2 separate regions of the Homo sapiens genome follow, and region 2 is linked to region 1. Evidence: read pairs that join two places in POLR2A ChIA-PET (ENCODE). Cell type or tissue: PC-3. All regions are shown on one strand.

What was found. Peaks named below come from ENCODE experiments on the same cell type or tissue, not always from the same donor. Only the 100,000 strongest peaks of a DNase experiment are listed, where the experiment ranks them.
Region 2: POLR2A ChIA-PET joins it to region 1 with 11 read pairs; 4 of 35 experiments call an interaction of 5 or more read pairs at or near these places.

The regions. Positions count from the first base shown.
Region 1 is chr3:171,949,183-171,951,682 of GRCh38, reverse strand. The region is part of intron 1 of LOC105374217 (a long non-coding RNA gene); the gene reads right to left. Among named protein-coding and RNA genes, the nearest start is that of TMEM212-AS1, 50 kb to the right of the region's middle. In PC-3, no CTCF peak of the experiment used is centred here; a DNase peak (open chromatin) is centred at 1,082; H3K27ac peaks cover 1,455 bases.
Region 2 is chr3:171,805,606-171,808,105 of GRCh38, reverse strand. The region is part of intron 1 of PLD1 (phospholipase D1); the gene reads left to right. Among named protein-coding and RNA genes, the nearest start is that of PLD1, 3.6 kb to the left of the region's middle. In PC-3, no CTCF peak of the experiment used is centred here; a DNase peak (open chromatin) is centred at 1,515; H3K4me3 peaks cover 1,283 bases; H3K27ac peaks cover 2,500 bases.

The DNA.
Region 1 (2,500 bases):
ATTCAGAGAACAGGTTTAGAACAGTGATTGCCTGTGAGAGGTGGAAAGTGACTGGAAGGGGCACAGAGAACTTTCTCGGTTGATAGATAGAATGTTTTTATCATGGCTGGGTGCAGTGGCTCACACCTGTAATCCCAGCCCTTTGGGAGGGAGGCTGAGGTGGGCAGATCACTTGAGGTGATCTGAGGTCAAGAGTTCAAGACCAGCCTGGCCAACATGGTGAAACCCTATCTCTACTAAAAATACAAAAATTAGCTGGGCATGGTGGTACATGCTTGTAGTCCCAGCTACTTGGAAGGCTGAGGTAGGAGAATCACTTGAACCCAGGAGGCAGAGGTTGCAGTGATCGTGCCACTAGATCGTGCCACTGCACCCCAGACTGGGAGACAAAGAAAGACTCCATCTGAGAAAAAAAAAAGTTTATATCATGATTGGAGTGATGAATATTTAGGTGTGTACATTGATCAAAATTCATTAAATTGTATACTTAGGATGTGTGCATTTCTGTATGTAAATTTTACCTAAGTGGGGAAAAAGACTGAGACAGAGAGATCTCAAATTATTAAGCAGAGTTGTCTTTCTCTGTGTGACTATAGATGACAAGTCAGAGGCAGTAGACAACCCTGAATAGAAGGAAGCAAAGGTAACAGATTTCATGTCAGGAATCCAACTCTAATTAGTGGGACAAGTCTATTCTTGGAGATGTCCTGAGATAGGAAAAAAGTCACTCAATATTTCAAAGTATTGTAAGATGAGAGACGATTGTAATATCTTAGTCAATTTGTGAACAATATAGATCTCAGCCCCAAGTTCAACTGCATAGGATCATGGGCACACTAGTATGTTTTCTTTGTTTTAGGAAATGTACAGATTAAGTTCCAATGGGAAACTAGATGTCAACTTTGATGGACTTAAATCGTTGCCCTTTCCTCATAGGAAAGCCTCCAAGGCCCTCTCTCTGAGTCTGTCTTATACATAAGGCAAAGAAGGTGGGCTAACTGCTTTGTTTCCTAGCCCTTGGCAGGTTAGAAGCAGCAAATTAGAAATGGGAGGAGGCAGTGAAATAGCCAGAGGCTGTGACTCAGACAGCAAGTGACAGCTCACAGCAGGCAGAAAGGATGAAAGGAAGGGAGAAATATAAAAAGCCAACCTAAATACTCAAGAACACAACAGTGGGAAGGGGGGCCTCCCACAGCTCAATTTATTTAAATAGTTCCTCAGTGCACTGCAGTGTTTTACAGACCAGTCCAAAATCTTTTTTAATGTCCTAAAAGAAGAACCAGTAATGTAATGACATCCATTATGCATTGTGTAAGTCAGAGAATTGTTACATTTTCCCTAAAATTTTGTGTGATATGATTAGAAAAATATTTAAACATTTTTTGATCAGAGGATTGAACTTGTTAAAAAAATTGCTTCTGTAAAATACTTATTCCCTGATAATATTGAATAACACATTTTTTTACTTTTTAAGATTTGAAGTAAAAGATTTTTACTTTTTAAGATTTATGAATGTTAATTCAAAAAAATTATACGTTAGATGACATCTGGAAGAAGGAAAATAATGGTAACATCCACCTCTGTCACCAAAGCTGTTGTCTTGAACTTCCTATTTTCCAAAAGCCTTTGAAATGCCATCCCTATTGTTTTATGAGGGCTTTATATATCAACATCTGTCACAGAATTCCTTTCTTCTGTATGTAAATCGTTATATTAGATCAGACTTCGAATTTATTTTTAGCAGTTTTGTGAAAAGGAGACCCCATTTTGTGAATCTTTTACCAAGTGATATGATGGGATTAGCTCCTATTGAGTCCTGAGAGCCAAGTGTAGCATTTCTTTCCAACTCTGATTTCATGTTGTCGGCTTGAAAATGGCTGTGGTGGGAGTATGTATACCATGAAAATCAACAAACACCATAAATCAGGGCTCTTTTCTTTCTTTAGAGAGCTAGTTGTTAAACATTTACCAGCACACCACTGGTTCCATCAGATTCTAAAAACACACTGTATTTAGTCTTAGATTCAGTTGTCACCACCTGTGGCTCTTCCCTTAATAAGAAACATAGCTTGTTACAGCTGGGTAGTCCTCAGCACAATTTGTTTTGTTATGTACATTTATTGAGGTCTGGATAATCTACTTTATTTATTAAGTTATTCAATTATTGATGACAAAATAGATGGGAAATAAACTGAGTAAAAAAGGAAATAAAGGTTATAGGGTCAGTATTGTTACAAAATATAATCTTCGTAGTACTTGGTTTCAAGAAATCAGGTATTTTTGTCAGATCATGATAGGTATTGAATGCAATAGACAAGTTACCCAAGCGAATATTGCACTCCTGGCTTCATATTTAGAAAAGAGGTGCACCAGCCAGGTGTGGTGGCTCATGCCTGTAAGCTCAGCACTTTGGGAGGCCGAGGTGGGTGGATCACTTGAGGTCAGGAGTTCGAGACCAGCCTGACCAACGTGGTGAAACACCGTCTCTACTAAAAATACA
Region 2 (2,500 bases), 140 kb after region 1:
TTAACTTTTGCTCTCCTTCCTCCCTCCCACGTCTAGTAGTTCCCAGTGTCTATTGTTGCCGTCTCTATATCCATAAGTACCCAATGTTTACCTTCCACTTATTAGTGAAAACATGCAATGTTTGATTTTCTGTTCCTGCATTAATTTGCTTAGGATAATGACCTCCATCCGCATCCATGTTTCTACAAAGGACACGATTGTGTTACTTTTTATGGCTGCATGGTATTCTATGATGCATATGGACCACATTTTCTCTTATCCGGTCCATAGTTGATGGGCATCTAGGCTGACTCCATGTCTTTGCTATTGTGACTAGTGCTGTGGTGAACATATGAATTTGTGTGTGTTTTTGGTAGAACAACTTATTTTCTTTTGGATATATACCCAGTAATGGGGCTGCTGGGTTGAATGGTAGTTCCGTTTTGAGTTCTTTGAGAAATCTGCAACTGCTTTCCACAGTGACTGAACTAATTTACGTTCCAACCGACAGTGTATAAATGTTCTCTTACAGGATGTTTTTTTAAAAAATTTTTTTTCTCTTATAATTTCACTTTTGTTGTGGTAAAATATGTACAACATAAAATTTACCATTGTAGCCATTTTTAAGTGTACATGTAGTGGCATTAAATACATTCACATCGTTGTGCTACCGTCACCACCATCCATCCACAAGACTCTTCATCTTTCTTACAGGGTTTTAATAACATTTTAATGATAATGGTTGTGTTGCAGGCTTTAGTTTTATCACTAAGCAAGGTTTGAGTTCCTTCTCGTAGCTTTAGAGAAATGCACCTTTTAAACTTTTTTTTTTGAGACAGGGTCTCACTCTGTTGCCCAGGTTGGAGTGTAGTGGCACAACAGCCTTGACCTCCTAGGCTCAAGTGATACTCCCATCTCAGTTTCTGAGTAGCTGGAACTAGAGGTGCGCATCACCATCCTTGGCCAGTTTTGTTTGTATTTTTATAAAGATGGCGTCTCACTGTGTTGCTAGGGCTGGTCTTGAACAGCTGGGCTCCCGCAATCCTCCTACTTCGGCTTCCCAAAGTGCTGGATTACAGGCATGAGCTACCATACCCAGCTGAGAAATGCACTTTTAAAAGAGAAAAGGTAAAAAGCCATAGCCAGACTGTTTAACAAATCTTATCTACAGCAGGAAAGACCTAATACATTACTGTTTGAGGATAAGCTTGTGATGTATTTAAACTTGTGTCTAAGGGTATTGTGGGGTTTAGCTGTCAAGAGGAAGGAACACGTAAGGGAATTATTGTTATTGATCATTTCCTCTCCTGAGTATCTATCAGAAAAATAACAATTGTCAGTGTTGTCCTCTATAGCAGTGCAAATAGTACCTATCTAAACTATGCTTGAGCTCAGGTAGTGTTGCCTTTTTAGTAACTAAAAGCAGTGTGTAGCAATTTCCTGTCCATCCCAGATGTTTACTAAAGATTGATACTAGGGGACCCAACACATAAGATATGTCTCTTTAAACTTGTAGTTAGGCTGAGTCATTGTGTTCACAAGAAAAGCTGTAGCTCTGCAAGGTCTGGTTTTGTGTTTACAATCCTTTAAGTCTTAGCACCACAAAATAAAATGTATTTGCTAGGGTGTGGCTAAAAGTTGTTGCAGGGTTAAAATGAGAAACATGTAAACCTAACTTTCCCATAAGCCTGTGACATTTCTGATTACAAAGAGAATCATACAAATCGCATCTTATGCTTCAGTGGGAACACATTCCAGTGTGTTAGTTTCCCTAAATTCACAGTGCAGTGTAAAATCTGGACCCCAGCTGTTTTAGTGCTGGGTTATTAAGCAAAAGTGTATGTTACGTAAGTGTTTCATAGTGTCACAGTGTTTTTTTTCTGTTGTGAAACTTTCTTAATTTTTAAATTTATTGAGCAAACATTACAACGACAGAATAAAATGAATTATTTATTTAATAAACACTTACGTGGTGTTTACTTTGTGCCTTGCACTCATCTAAGCATTTTACAAACATGAATACATTTAACCCTCAGAACAACCCTGTAAAGTAGGTAATCTTATTATGGCCGTTTAATTTATTTATTTATGTTTGTTTTACTGTATTTTATTTTGTAGAGATGAGGTCTTGCTATGTCACCCAGGCTAGTTTCAGACTTCTGGGTTCAAGTGGTCCTCCTACCTTGGCTTCCAAACGTGCTGGGATTCACAGGCATGAGCCACTGAGCCTGGCCTATGCCCATTTTATAGATGAGGCAGTTTGAGGCATAGTGAGATCCCACAACTAGCACATGGTAGAGCTGGGGATCCATCCCAGGCAGCTTGCACCCAGAGTTTTGACACTGCTGTCTGTCTAGAAAAAAACATAACCTGTGATTCCATCCTCTTAACAAACTTTTTTTTAGGTTTTTTTATTTCCATTTCGTCCTTGTTCTTTGACATAATTGCAATTATAGTGCAACTCAGACAATCTGTTCAAGTCCTTTATTTTTCGGAAAACGAAATTAAGGTGGAGCATGGG